Regions from separate parts of the Mus musculus genome. Here region 1 is linked to region 2. The links are chromatin loops, found by intact Hi-C in ENCODE. Cell type or tissue: left cerebral cortex. All regions are shown on one strand.

The links. Hi-C counts contacts between places; a loop is a spot of excess contacts. Peaks named below come from ENCODE experiments on the same cell type or tissue, not always from the same donor. Only the 100,000 strongest peaks of a DNase experiment are listed, where the experiment ranks them.
Region 1: a loop joins it to region 2, with 2.8 times the contacts of the local background. A loop is called at or near these places in 2 of 42 quality-filtered maps.

The regions. Positions count from the first base shown.
Region 1 is chr1:184,915,016-184,923,015 of GRCm38, forward strand. It overlaps Mark1 (MAP/microtubule affinity regulating kinase 1), which reads right to left. Exons shown (of 18, transcript NM_145515.2): 7 at 6,537-6,593; 8 at 4,503-4,739; 9 at 4,295-4,414; 10 at 1,064-1,163. Among named protein-coding and RNA genes, the nearest start is that of C130074G19Rik, 36 kb to the left of the region's middle. In left cerebral cortex, a CTCF peak has its summit at 3,685 (motif pointing left); DNase peaks (open chromatin) are centred at 3,670, 4,599, 5,230 and 5,532; H3K27ac peaks cover 2,057 bases.
Region 2 is chr1:185,184,499-185,192,498 of GRCm38, forward strand. No RefSeq gene overlaps it. Among named protein-coding and RNA genes, the nearest start is that of Rab3gap2, 16 kb to the right of the region's middle. In left cerebral cortex, a CTCF peak has its summit at 3,057; DNase peaks (open chromatin) are centred at 1,218, 1,743, 3,056 and 5,608; H3K27ac peaks cover 1,313 bases.

The sequences.
Region 1 (8,000 bases), 270 kb before region 2:
CTAATTTTTGTGTGTGTACAGAATTATTTATGTTACAGATTTAATATATTAAGCATATTTTTCATATCTTGGGACATCTCTGAGCTGGCTGGCTTTGTCCACACAGGCTGGCATGTCTAAACCTCACACAAAGCCTCGCTCTCTCTTCTTTCTCTCTCAGCACAGCCTCAGCCACTCATGAGAGGCCAGCATCTCAACCAAGAACCTGCTTCCTTTCTCATCTGCAGTTCCCAGCTTTTCTTTGAAGGCTTGACTTCCACAATGTTCCCACCAGGTTCTTAATGAGGACTGGGGGCAGGGAGGGTCGGCTTGGCTGAGGAATGAGAGCAGAGATGGTGAGGCAGTGTGCTCAGAGCTTAGAATCCAGTCCTGACCCTGGCTGGACCTTTCAGTCTGCTCGGTGCTAATAGTTACAGTGGCCACTCTTCCAGTGAGGGAGTGCAGAAAGAAAGAGTTACAAATTTGTCTAATTTATTTTAATTTTTGTTACAGTTGTCAACCATTGAACAGCATCACAGATATACATGAGAACAAACTAAGGAAGTTGGATATTTTAAATTTTAAATTTTAAAGTCCTGTGGATAGCCCTGGGACTAATTGTATTTGATGTTAATTCTGTTTCCCTGTGAGGGGCTGCGAACAGGAATGAGTCAGCACTCAAGTGATTTCCTATAAACCTTCTTCCCACCTTAATTTATAAATAAAGGAGCCGGGCGTGGTGGATTTGGGCAGAGAAAGAGGGGAAGGTGGAGCTGAAGGTTTTAGGAGAGAAAGGGGGTGGGGAGAGGACAACAGAGGAGGAGGAAGGAAAGCAGAGCAGAAGCCCATGGCCTGGAGAAACCGCAGGTTCTAAGGGGTCTCATAGAGGTGGAAGATGGTAGTGTAGCGGTAGATCTGCCAATCTAGGCGCACAGCATGTAATCATATGAACTGTGTTGTGTTTTCACTGCCCGGGCTTCTTTGGGTTGGAGATTTACCGCAACAACACATGTAAACAGTGCGTGCCAGCAGACGCTTTCGCGTGTAGCCACGAGCGCGCCTCGCACAGGACTTAGCTACTTACCTATTCTTTTTGCATCGCTGAGATCAAGCTCAGGCTCAGAGTACGGCTTTAGCTCTTCTTCCTCATGACCAACATTCATCCATCGGTCTTTCATTATTTGCTAGGAAATAAACGCTAGGTCATGTCTGGTGAATTACAACATTTCGGCCCACGCCTCAAACGTGAAGTGCATTGGTTCACGCAACAAGAATCACGTGACACTTTCAAATAAACTTACTCCATGTACCGTAATTAATGGTCTAACAGGAGGTGTGGGTCTCTAGTCACCCACAATCTTATCACAACTCTATTATCCACTTCTCACCAAGGCAATGCTCAAATAATCCTCCTTTCACATCGCTTCAAAAGGAATATTTCCAAACCGCAAAGTTTTATCATGAGAACCTGACTTTAACTTTTGCTTCATGTATATATGTGTGTGTGTGTGTGTGTGTGTGTGTGTGTGTATGTATATATATATATACACACACATATATATACATATATATGTATATGTGATAAATAAAAATTTATTTTTTCTGGTCATGTATTTATTTTAAAATCCCACACCCCAGAAAGAGAAGATCTTGGGGATGGAAATCTAGGCTGCTCTGTCCAGGTAACTAAAGAATATGGGAAAGGATGGTGGTAAAAATTAAGGTCTAGAATCAGAAATCAGGTAGACATCAAAGTGAAAACAGGTATTGGTGTGCATATCCTAATCAAATAACCTGATGCTGTGCACACCTGCCCTGGGTTGTTAAAGACAATCTTGTGGAGACAGAACACCGAATGAGAGAAAACAGCTATAGCCAGGGAAGGAGATAGTATCTGGAATATGTAAAGAAGACCTATAAAAAGTATGCTGCAAACTACACCCTAAAATTATTACTGGCTAAAAAGCTATGTTATACATAGAGGAGTGTTTTGAAATAGCCGTTTTAAAAACCAGTTTACAGATCCCCCCAACACACACACACACACACACATACACACACACACACACACACACACTCACACAATGTAAAGCTTACTAACTGTAACTGGTACAGAGGGCTGGCAAGGTGGTTAAGAGTCCTAGCTATTCTGGAGGAATTCATTTGATCCCCAGAACCCACAAGTGGCTCACAACCATCTATGACTCCAGTTCTAGGGGATCCAGTGCTGGCTACCATGGGTACCAGGCAAGCACATGATGCAGAGACATCCATGCAAGCAAAACACACACATAAACATAAAATTTTTAAAATTACATAGAATAAAAATGAAGTTGCAGCTGCATCTGCTGCCATCCGGGCCCTGCCATCTGGGTCCCGGTCTCACGGGGCACTTTGGAGAGCAGATAGGTACATGTATAAGCTGAGGTAGCCTGGCCTTAGCCACTGTCCTATCTTCCTGTGGGGGTTTGAATAGATGTGGCCTCCACAGACCCATGTGTTTGAATGTGTGTCCATAGGGAGTGGCACTGTTAGGAGGTATGGCCTAGGTTGAAGGAAGTGTGTCACTTTGGAGGTGGACTCTCCTCAAGCTACATCTAAAGTGAGAAAGTCCCTTTCTACCATTCTTCCCACCATGATAATGGACTGAACCTCTGAACTGGTAAGCCAGCCCCAATTAAATGTTTTCCTTTATAAGGGTTGCCATGGTCATGGTATTTCTTCACAATGCTGTCTGAAGCAATGACCCTGCAGCCCTTGGCTATGGGCATCTACAAGGGCCACAGAGTGACAATGACGGGGAGGGGCTGAGTAACTTGCTACTCCAGTTTCTGAGGCCGGCCGGGATCCTCGCCTCCTGCTCAGGAGCTGGCTTTGTCGGCCTAAACCGTGAGGTCTAGACCATTTTCATCCTTTTAATGTCAGGAATGAAAGACTAAACATCTGGCTAGCTAGTCTAGCCAACATTAAGGTCAGCGAATGAGTCGTCTTTGAGGGAAGCAGTTCTCTTTATCAGGGGTCCACAGAGATGGGTGAGCTCTGTCTCCCAGGGACTTTGTTCCTTCTACTCTGCCCTATGCACTGCTGCTTCCCCTCTGGGAATGTTACTGACACGCAGCTGAAGGGGCTTCCTGACACAGGCGGATCCCACCTCCACCTCTAGCCTCTCCCAGCATTGGTACACACTCACAAACACACATATACATGATTTAAGTAAATCTTTTTTTAAAAAAGTGGCCCCCAGAGCAGGACCGGGAGGGTGACATTTTACTGAAATGCCAGTCTTTTAGATCTAAGGAGGCTGGTTTTCAATTGTGAGAGATCACATGCTTTTCTATGAATGGTTGGAAGTAAGCTGAGAAGAATGGTAACACAAAAGCGGGCTCACTACAGACAGCAACATTAGCATGCCTTTTCTCCTCCAGAGGAAAACCACAAAAACCCTAAACACTTAAGGGCTTCTCGGAGTTCCCTGTGCTTCCAATGCAGCTGAGAAGACTTTAAAAGTCCAAGGCAAGATGAGTACTGAGTCTCTGACATTCTTTTAGTTCAGGTCAAAATATTCCTAAGGACAAACGAAGGGGCTGAAGGGATGTCTTAGATTAAATGCACTTTTCTAAGGTTCAGTTCCCAGACTCACAAGGCAGCTCACAACCATCTGTAACTCTAGATCTAGGGAATGTATCACCCTCTTCTGGCCTCTGAGGGTACTGCATGCATGTAATTCACACACATACAAACACTAATATACATTCAAAGACAAACAAGCAAACAAGGAAGGGAGCAAACACCCCAAAATTTTAAATACCGAAGAAAACCCAGATAGGGAAAATGCTTAAGATGATGAGTTATCTTAGTTACAGTGTAAGGAAGGATCTGGGTTACAAGAACTCTGCTGGTTCTGCAGCAGGCCATGTAAACTGGTGCCGAATAGACTGTGTGGGCCACAGCCATGTGCTAAGTAGACAGCACCTGCCCGTATGCTCTACTCACGTATCTGTAGGTTTCTGTATTCAAGCTTCTATTTGGTTTCACATGATTTCAGAGAGTGAAGAACTAACTGGGTTCGAATTTTCAGTCACTTTCAACCTTCAAATATCTGGTCAGCCTTAACCAGCATTAAAGGTTTTTTGTTTTGGACCAGGTAGTTTCTGACAAAGACTAGGTTTATCCTCTTCAAAAGTTAATTTTGTCTCCATTGTGCCAGTTTTAACGACTCACCAAAGAACCAAGAAGAACTAACCCTTCGGTGAGCGCTGGCCCTACAACATCTGTACTGCATTCTGAGCGCGCACCCAGAACAGCGCGCACTCACCTCCAGGCTGCCCCGCTTTATGGGATTCAGCACTAACAGTTTCTTCAGGAGATTCTCACAGTCTGTGGACATGTAGAAGGGGATGCGGTACTTCCCTCGAAGGACTCGCTCCCGAAGTTCCTTTGACAAAGAAGGAAAGTATTTGTTAAGTAGCAGTTGACATTACCGCTCCTGCGGAAGGGGGTGTCGGCACCAAACAGGCATATACCTTTAGATTCTGGCCATCAAACGGCAGCGAGCCACTGACCAGCGTGTAGAGAATGACGCCCAGACTCCACACATCCACTTCTGGCCCATCGTACTTCTTGCCTTGGAAAAGCTCGGGGGCAGCATAAGGCGGGCTTCCACAGAATGTGTCCAATTTGTTCCCCACTGTGAATTCATTGCTAAAACCAAAGTCAGCAATTTTAATATTCATATCAGCATCAAGGAGAAGGTTTTCAGCCTAAGAGGAAAATAATAAAAAGGACAATGTAAAAAGCGTACACAAAATAAAAATGCTATACCTGTTTCAGATTCTAAGCACACTTGGGCATGCCTCTCATTTTAAAATGTAACATTAAATTTTGCAGTGCATAACTGTCCAAACAACATCTGTGGAAGTCTGAATTTTGACACTCAAAAAGGAAAGCTCATAGGAGCTATAAACACATTTCCCCCCCAAAGTTTATTTTAAATGTTTTTAACTTTCTGCTAAGAGGCATCTTGGAACTGTACCTTACCAGAACCTAAGGTAAGGAACACACACTGAAATCACTGCTTCGCCTCAGACTTAAGCCACACTCAGCCAGGGGAGCACCATTTTCACAGGTAGTTGATGCTAAGCTCCAGGGTCTTTCTAAAACGACTGCTGCAGGCCCTCCGACTCCTTTACTCAGCCCCACATCCCCTCTGACAGAATGCTTAGTGAAAGGAAACAAACTGGAACAGTTTGGCTCCCACAGACTTTATTTTCAGCAACGCTTGCTGTTCTAAAAGTAGAGTCCTGTCTAGAGTCACGTTCTATAGGAAGCAGAGACTCTGCTCCCATGTTTGAGAGGCTCTTCTAAAACAATTGCTCAAAGATAAAAAATGGAAATGTCTTTTATAAACACAAGCAACTTAATGAACACTTGCTTTGTGAATGCTTCATTTCAAATTCTATTTCCAACTGACGAATAAATAGACCAATAAAGCTACAGGTCGGTTTGTAGATGTGCTCAGCCAGAGTCCGCAAAGGGGGAAACTGACGGAGATGAAATCAGAGAACCCTGTGCTTCACTGGAGGACCTGCCACGTGTCTCCTGCCTCCAGGTCTCCGCTCCTTCATTTTCTTTTATGGTGTTCTAGCTTCTCCTACACTTGTGAAGAGTCTAACTACAGCAGTGGTGGCTAGTGTTAACTGTCAACAGAGTTAAGAGTTAACTGTGGGGAGGCCTGTGGGGACACTGGCCCAGGCCATGCACATGCCTATAATCTCAGCCTGGGCTAGCCACACAGTAAAATCCTGTCTCAAAAACCCCGAACCCAAACCCAAGCCAAAGCTTCCCAACCCTAAGCCCCTAACCATCCGAACCCCTGCCCCAAAACAACAACAACCACCAAACAAAAACAGAAAAGAAAGAAGGAAAGAAAGAGAAACCAAAAACCCAACCAACTAATGAACAAATAAAACAGCAGCAGCAACAACAACAACAAATGCCTTCCTGATATAAGGGCCTAAGTCTCCTTGGCCATCTGTAGTAGGGTGGACATACCTAGTTCCTAACCTGCCCTTTAATACAGCTCCTCATGCTGTGGTGAACCCCAACCATAAAATTATTTTCATTGCAACTTCATAACTGTGATTTTACTACTGTCTGAATCCTAATGTAAACATCAGATATCTAATATGTCACCCCTGTGAAAGGGTCATTGGACCTCCAGAGGGTCACAGCTCACAGGTTGAGAACCGCTGGTCTAGATGGAACTCTAAGTAACCGCATTGCCCCCAAAGAGACCAGCATGCAATGCTGAGGTCTCTGTCCAGGGATAGATGGGAATCCTCTCTCCCCTGGACTGGACTGAACACACAGTTGTTGAACGTGATTTTTTTTTAAATATAAAGATGAGTTGTTGAGCTATGAATCAAACAAAGGAAGTGGGTAAGTAGCCTCTTCATGCTAGCACAGCAAATGCCCTTATTCATCAAGCCTTCTCCCCAGCCCCGTTATTATTACATATTTTCATAATTAATATTTTAATTTTTAAAGCAGCAGCTTACCTTAAGATCACGGTGAACAATGCATTTTTGATGGCAATACTGTACAGCAGATACAATCTAAAAGAAATATTTGGATAAAAAGTCAAAATTATTTTTTGATTACTTAATTTTAATATTTATCATTTTCAATTTGGATAAAGTACTAACTTTGATTGTAAAAATAATAGCAATTTCATGATTCCTTTAGTTTAGAAAACTATGCTTATTAAAGAGATAAAGCATTTAAATGTGGGACATAATATTTTTTTTGGAGAAAACATACTACCATTTTTTTTTTTGGTCAACATTTATGGAAATTCTTTATACAAGTTAAATTTCAACTTACATGAGTCAAAGTATATCATTTATAGTTTTTTTAAAGATTTATTTTATGCATGTGCGTACACTGTAGCTGTCTTCAGACACACACAAGGAAAGGGCATCGGATCCCATTACAGATGGTTGTGAGCTACCATGTGGGTGCTGGAACTGAACTCAGGACCTCTGGAAGAGCAGTCGGTGCTCTTAAGCACTGAGCCATCTCTCCAGCCCCTCCTTTGTAGTTTAGAACAAGGGTTTACTACAAGGCTGGCACATAAACTAGCATCCAAGATGGCTGACTGGAGTTTAAGCAAAGTGACCTGGGATGACATCACATGGCTTAAGTCCCTTAACTTATCAACAACTAATCTGTCAAATACTTAACAACATCTCATATTTTCTGCTCAAATATAAGGAAATAGGAAAAAAGCTAACTCTCAAAAAGAAAACAAATAATCAAGAAATGAGATACAAGTTACCTTACACTTGCCCCCAATTTCACTGGGCAAAGCACTGTGCAGTGCACATACATTCTGCAGCCATAGCCCTTAACTAGTGTGTAGGACTCTGAGATAAAGGCCAGACAGGGGAGTGCCCATCAATGGAAAGGCCTCAAATACAAATAAGCAATAGATTATAAGCTTTTCTCTGATGATTCTTTAATAGACCTCTACAGCAATCGGTAAGGAGCTACCCTATATGTGTAACTATAACTGGTGCCTCAAAGGATGATCATTTTAGTGTGGAGCTGTGGGGTCAGTTAAATGTGAATCCAGTGTGGATGCAGGTTAGCCATTCACAGATGGAGACAGAAGGGAGATTTCCGCAGTCTAACAGTGGCATGAAGTCCGCTGTGTTACTAGAACGAAGGGAAGGATCCAAAGCACAGTTAAGTGGCACTCCAGTGTTAGGAAGCTGTGTGTGTGTCAAAATGGCTCCATGACAAGACATGGATTTAAAAAACAAAACTACCAACACACAATGAATAAATACCTCAATGAAATTCATTTTAATCAAGTCAGTTTATTGAGCAGCTGCTATGTGCTCGTTCCCAGGGAGTGCAAACACGACCACTACAGAGCTTGCAGTTGCATTAAGAGGGGAGAGTGAGTGACTGTCATCCAGGCAGAATCACAGACGAGAGGTGCAGGGAAGGGAGGGGCC
Region 2 (8,000 bases):
AGTATTGAAGATCATAGTACCTGTGGGTTGGGTAAAAGAAACAGACTCTAAGTGTATGCTTTAGACATGTATAGGAATAGTACAATATGCTTTTAGAGGGACATTAAATGATGACAAGGTCTATGGTAAAAATGTTTGTTTGGTGGCATATTTATCATCTTACCGGTCAGGAGGCTGAGGTAGAAGAATCAGGAGTTTGGGGCTACATAGCCAGACCCTGTCTTTAAAAAAAAAAAAAAGTTTTTAATCCACGGCAACTAAAAATACTTACAGAGACAAAATCTATACCTACAAGGACAATCACAACAATAACAAGCACAATAATGATGACCGTTTATTGAGCTTGGCACATGTGCCAGATACCGTGTCCAGAAAACCCACCAATAGCATGAGAGTACTGTCAAATTCAGCTGTCAACTGGAAGAGTTGTAGCATCACTTGGGCACTGTGAGCGGAACCATCCTCTGGTCTGGGATCCTTGACTGTATGAAGAGTAGGACATGAACTCAACATCAGCATTCATCGCTTTCTTCTTCCTGGCTAAGGATAAAAGGTGACCGGCTGCTTCAGGCTCCTGCTGCCTTGACTCCCCTGTCAGGATAGACTATGCCTTGGAATTGTGAACCAAAATAAGGTCTTCCTACGTCTCCTTTGTCAGGTTGTCTTATTAGAGCAACAGAACAGTAACTGAGATCATGGGGTAGACCTCACTTTGTTGAGGAAGGGGTAGAGGTGCCATGTAGCCCTGGTGGCCTTTAACTGGGTGTGTATCTGAGGATGACCTTGAACTCCTGATCATCCTACCTCCACCTACTGAGTGGAGTGGCCTTACATTTGAGTTACCACCATGTTCAGTTTTTATGTAGTGCTAGGGCTCGAACCCAGGGTTACATCCATGCTAGCAACTGAACTACAGTCACAAGCATTCTGTAAAGGACCCTCAACTTTGTATCCTAAATGAGTCTCTCAGGGTCTGATTGATCATCCCCCCACCCAGTTATGCCAGGCTCTACCGTACCGTATGCCGGGCTCTGCCACCCGGGGTGCATAGATTTAGCTCATGCTTTCTGAAGACAAGCTTGGCCCTGGCAAGGATGACTTCAGATTCTCACGTGTATCTCCCGTTCCCTCCCCCCCACTTCCCTTCCCTAACCACCTCCACTTGTACTTTAACTCAGTCTTTTAAAACTAGATGGGGGCATCCAGGAAGTATCTGCTTCCCTTTTTATTCCACAGTCGAACAGGTCTCCTAGCAACCCTGGCTCTTCGCAGCCTGGGAGGTGGATGTGTTGAGGGAGTCTGGGAGGCAGAGGTGAGAATGCGAGGAAAGCTCTTTCCTCCTAGGCCCTGAAGTACAGAATTGCTACTTCACAGTAATTAATATCACTGAAAGAGGCATTCGTCCTCCTCCGTGCCATAGCGTACGTTCAAGCCTCAGGGTAACAAATGATTTGTTAAGGAGGGAGGGCCAGCCTGCACTTTTGTGCCTGAATCAGAGATTATTTGAAAGATAGTGAAAGGCGCTGCTAGCCTTGGGCACTGGCAAGAAGAACGGTGAAATTAAGCACAATTGGGGAGTGGGAGCAAGGTCAGTTAGATCAACATGCTGGTCTCAAAATATATACTGAACTGTTCTTTGGTGATGATATAACTTTAAGGCCAGAGGGTATCTTAGGATCATGCTGTTCAAATACTGTAGTTTTAAGCTGATTAAGTCGAGGCCCAGAGATGTATGATGGTTCAGAGAAGGTCAGAGCTGGTGCTTGAACGCCGTTCCCTGAGGTCAGCACGGCACTTCTAACTACCCAGTGCTGCCCATACAGATGAGCCATACTGGCACACCACTCAGGGGACGAGCTGCAAAACAGCATGGTGCTTAAGAGTAAAGCCTGTGCTATAGGCAGAGCAGAAGTCACTGAGTCACAAGAGTGTGCCCTTGGCCTCACTGGTAACTCGTCCTTCCTGACTGAGCAAAGACAGATGACAGACGGGAAATGCAGAGAGCTGATTGGTCTGCATCTTCAACTGCTGTTCTTAAGAGATTGAGTCGTGTCTTCATCCTAACAGCCGTATGGAGAAGGAAAATGATCCCCTATTCCCAGTGACTCCAAACAGCCCATCCACTCGGTTTCAGAGCTAGTTCTGGTAAGTTCTAACAAGCTTTAGAATTGCACCAAAATTCTTCGTTGTGAGTTTCAAAGATCCAAGTCAAATGATCTTTGAGGAACAACTCAGAGCAACTCAAAGACTGTGAGGGGCACTTCAGACACCAGGGTGAGAGGATTGGACCTGGAGCTCTGTTCTCTGCCTGGACCTTCTCTCTGGGTCTTTCCAGAACTCTCTTATCTGCTTTTTAAGCAAGACTTCCCATGTGGGCATTCGGGCATATACCTGTAATCCTAGCACTTGGGAGATGGCGGCAGGAAGATTCCAAGTTCTGAGACTCCACTGAGGCCCCTCATACATTCACCTGAAGTTGATACCCTCCCCTAAACCATCACTCTGCCAGGGAGGAGTTGGTTAGCCAGCACCTGCCACTGGCCCATGCCTCTGTAAGTGGTAGGGAGGGGTAGACACTGGCCGGGGGTGGGGGGTGCAAAAAGTAGCACCAACGAGAACAGAGCAGTAGCCATTGTTATCAGTTGCATCTCATTTATAGGAAGTGCAGGGGCTCAGCGCTACTTCCATTGCCACGTGGTTTCCCTCCCTCCAGCACACATGCTCATATTCTCGGACCACTAATAAATAAACTTGGATGAAAACATTGGCAGCCCAGGGAATTCTGGATGAGTTAACCAGCTTTGTCCCACATGGTCCACATCCAGGTAGCCTATAGGACTCCTCCAATGTCTGGGAGCAGGAGACTGTGCTGCTCATGGAAGCCGGAGCGGGGAAGCGAAAGTCGTTGCTCTAGTCTTGGTTTTGTCTAACTCTGTAGCCTTTGGGAAACCCTTTCCTCTTTCTTGCTCTCTGTTCTTGCTGTGTAAGTGGGAGAAGTCAGACAGACCCATCTGACCCCATTATCCTACAATCCACATGCAACAGAGAATGTCACTGCCCCCTCTAGTGGTTCCTCCAAATTAGGAAAAGAACTCAGAGCATCTGAGTTCCTACTTCGCTAGAGAGCATGGCACACTCCTACTGAAGTTGAAGGGCAGAGAGTGAGAGAGCACGCTGTTGCATGGGCATGCGCACGCACGTGGGACAAGCATCCTGACTGCTCTTCACCAAGACACCATGTCCACACAGTAGACAGAAATACACGGTGCTTTCAAAACAACAAAAAAAAAAAAAGCCAGCAGTTTGCCAACTGTGACCACTGTGAAGCCAGTGGAGGGTTAGAGGAAAGGAAAGATCAGGCTCGCCAATGCTATTAATCAAAATTCTTTTATTCCTGAAACTTTATTGAGGGTGTGCTGAAGTGCCGTACCAAAGCCGAGATCTTCATGTCTAGCCCTCTTGGTGCTTGCTGGCTACGACAGGACTCAGAGATTGTATAAATAAAGGAATAAACATTGCCATAGAGACCTGAGACTTCTCTGGGACTAGCATGGTAACAGTGACCTTATCTGGGAAACTATCCTTAAGGAAGTGATCCTTAAACTGATGTTGTATAGTACTTTCCTGAGGAGACACAACACAAACATCCCCAGGTAGGGAAACAACGCCAGGCCCAAGGAATGATTCTAGCCAAGTCAACTTGGAAAACGAATGAGTTACACCTAGGTGTTTGACTGGACTGCTTGACAGCTACAACCCTTAAAAGGCCACCCAGAAAGGTGACATATCATGAAAGCTGCACCCCTGGAGCTCTCCCTGCCAAGCAGTGGCCAGACAGCTTGGAGCAGCTCCTCCAGGCAACTCTGCCTCAGTTGTTTAACTTTTGCAGCAACTGTTACTGCCTCTATCCTTGGGCAGAGGCCTTGAGGACCTTGTAAGTCTCCATTCTCCGGGGTTTGGAAAGTTAGTCTCTTGCCTCCCTCCTCCCTCCAGCCAGGAATGTGTCACAATGGAAGACACTAACTGGCTGAGTTATCTGACTACTAGGAGGAACCAGCTCCATCCTGGATTAATTAGGTCATAAAGAGAGCTAAGGCCAAACAGATTGTGATAAAAATTTTAAATTTTAAAAGACTTCATGCAAATGTCTTTTACATTTACCCAGACCGTGATCTGGGGATGCACAGAGGACGAATAAGACACTATTGCCCTCACAGTGATCTATAGAGGACAAAGGAAGCTTGGAGTCCATCATAGCTGTGTTCCCAGAAGGCTGTGGTTGCAAATCAGCATAGTTATGATGTCGATGGGCATGTGCAGGATGTAATAGACAAGTATGCCTTAATGGCCACCACACCTCAGGGAGCTGAGGCTTCTCAGGATGCATTTGGTGGTGTGTGCTCTTCTGAGTAAGGCAGCCCGGGTCCAGACCCGAGCTTCTTAAGCTTTGACTCTTGCAACCCCCTTCTGTCTAAAAAAAAAAAAAAAGTATGCATAATCCTGGTGTGCAGCATATAAAATAGGCAAGCTAATCAAACATCTACTGATAATAATTCACGAAGAAATTCATTTAGAGCCACTGCAGAGTTATCCAACTGGTCAAAATGTATGTGGAGAACACGTGACGGGGATGCTCAGCCCTGATCAGCCCTTGAACAACATAACCCCAAGGCCTACAGCTCGGGAAACGGTGTGGACAACAGCCTAGAACTCCTGTCAAGACAGAAGACCAAAATATCTGCCGTGAGATAGTATCTTCTAGACATGGCAGGGATGCTGCTACCAGGAATCTTGACTGCATGGTCACCTAAACAAGATGTAACGACAACACCAGTCAACTTTCCAATAAGATTGGGAAAATACCTGGCCCCGCCCCCAGATTATGATGTACAGGTGATCGAGTCAATGGATGTTGAAAGAGAGAATCAGTTTTCTCCAGGCATGAACCTCTAGGGAGTTACCCAATCCCAGGGACCAGCCCTAAACACACATGCATAGCAGCAACGCTATGTGTGCATGCGTGTGTGTGTGTGTGTGTGTGTGTGTGTGTCTAACAATAATAATTATAGAAAACGAAGTCATAAACTTGAGAGGGAGGGGGAGTAGATACAGAAGAAGTTGGAGAGGCAGGGCAGAGATGATGTAAGCACAGTACTCATGAACAAAATTCTTAAAAAGTAAATTAAAAACATTACTTAGGAATAATTTGATAGGCGTGTAGTTTTAACATCTGTCAATGATTAAAGCACATTTGCATACCAATGAGATGACTGTTTATTTTCATATAAAGAATGAAATCTTGGCTGAATATTTGGTACTGAAGGACTCCGAGCACCTACATTCGATGCGTGTGCGTATTTATGTGCACGCACATGGTGCACACGCACAGGCACCAGAAGACAATCTTTGGTGTCTGTCCTTAGATGCTGTCTACGGTGTTTTGCGATATAGAATATAGTGGTGACTTTTCTGTTACTGTGGTAACGCATCAAGACCAAAAGCAAATGAAGGAAGAGAGAAAGAAAGAAGAGACCATTTTCTCAGGGAGACACAGCAGCAAGTGGCAGGCGTGGCGGCAGGAGCAGGAAGCTTAGAGATCATATATATCCTGAAGCATGAGACTGAGGGAGTGGGCGTGGGTAGAGGAGAAGTTGGAGATGGGAGCGGGGGGAGAGTGGAGCAGATATAATGTAAACGCAGTACTTATGTATGGAATTTTCAAAAAATAAATTTAAAACTTTTCTTTGAAACAACTCTTCGATAGACATTTAATTTTATCAATTATTAAAGATTAAAGCCAATTTGCATACTAATGAGATGAATGTGTTTCCTTTTTTTTTTTTTTTTTTTTTCCTTCGAGGCAGGGTTTCTCTGTGTAGCCCTGGCTGTCCTGGATCTCACTCTGTAGACCAGGCTGGCCTCGAACTCAGAACTCCTCCTGCCTCTGCCTCCCACGTGCTGGGATTAAAGGTGTGTCCATATGGGTGTATGTGAATATTTGTGCCTGGGTGAATGAGTCCATGAGATCCTAGAGTTTTTTTTTTCTTTTTTTAAGATTGCATCTCTCAAAGTGGCCCTGGGTCTCTTGAAACTCGCTACGTAGACCAGGCTATAGATCACAGAGATCCGCCTGCCTCTGCCTCCCAAATGCTGATATTAAAGTCATGTACAACCACACCCGGCCCAAAGAGTATTTTGAAGGTGTGGTGAATGAGTGAATGATCTGGGATTGATGAATGAATGAGTAAGACAATGGATGGATGAGTTAGTAAGTAAATGAATGAATGAAGTATTGATTCTTGGGACTTTTCTACTTTAGGTCTCTTAAGTTCAAGATCCTTGTAGAAAACATTATTATAGAGCTGGTGGCCCTTGGGAGGTGACCTTGTGCCCCGGAGGGACATTAGCAGTGTTCAGGGTGTTTCTGGTCCCCACAACCGACCTGAGTAACACTAACATGTACAGTGTGAGGAAAGAACAGTGTTATTGGTACAAAAATGACAATGGTGCTACATGACACTTTCCAGAGGCCATCTTCTGCAGTGTACGCATAAAGCAGAAGGTTACAGGTCCTCGGTGTGACATCACTAGAGCCACAACTGAGCAGGGTGTGACCTCGGGCCTCTGTTCCAATATGGTTTTAGTTTGCACAATAAAGGCAAGATGTACTGCTGCCACATGCTGGCTCATTATCCTAACACTCTGGAGGCTTGAGCAGGAGGATTGTGAGTTCAAGGCGAGCCTGGGCTGCATAGTGAGATCCTTTGTCAAAGAAAACTAAATTGCCAGCAAGATAGCCCAAAGACTAGAGGTGCCTGAGACCAAGCCATGTCTGGATCCACGTGGTGATAGGCAACTCCCACAAGGTGTCTGTCCTCCGACCTCCAAGCAAACCCTGGCACATGTGTGTGCACACACAGCTGCACAATGAATAATTGTTTTAAAAAATTCAAAACACCAATAAGCAAAATATAAACACATAAAAAGGCACATACACACATACATAACCACCAATACACACACGCGTGCGCACAGTCCCCAAAGTTATGGCTAATATTTAAATAGTGAAATTAGAATTAGTTGAAAGCATACATTTGAAGACACATCTACTGAGAAGCTACAACTCCATTGGAACAGCACTGATTCGGAATGCTTCTTAGCAAATCTCAAGGAAGAAGAATCCTGATTAGTAAAAAGCACTCGCATTGAGGATGTGATTGGTAGCTATCCTTGCCTTCAAATGTCTTACACTGTGACCATGTTCATTTATTCAAACCACTCAAAGTTTCCTTTTCATATTTATTAGTGACTTTTGTTAAACCTCCTTTCTATAGATCCATGGTCAATACTAAATACATTAAATTAAAATATAGAAAACATTCAAAGAATTTCACTTACTAAGATATTAATGTGCATTTACCAGGGCTCCATTTAGTGCTGAAATATTTATTAATACACGAATGAATTATTAATCCCTTTATTTTATTCATTACTTAACATCTCAGCAATTTTGAAATTTAATTTCTTTGGAAAAAAAATCTCAAAATAGATTTTTGCCAGTTTATGGAGCTTTTTTTTTTATCATAACAACAAAAATATTTTTCTCCAAGGGGAAAGTTTATTCTAGAGAATGAGGCTTACCTAGAATGGCTAAGCTCTGCTAAGCCTACAAATTGCATAATGTCAGGTAAACATAAAGTATATAATTAGTGTGCAAAGGTGAAGCGGGAGAGAGGGAGCAGACAGGCAGAACGGTGCTGCGCAGCGGCAGCCACTGCTGGGCTGTGGTTTAGCGGGTTACTAGCGTGGTTTCACAAGATTTCAAAAAGTGAACTGTGATGGTTCCTTCCTGCACATAAAACCCATATTCATTCTGTGTTATCATAAATGGAAGTAACTTTAAACATTAACAGCTGTTATTCACAGAATCCCTCGGCACCGAGTCTTTGAGCACAACAGTTAACCTTTTCCCTTTCAAACAGCAGCTAGGTCCGTCCGTC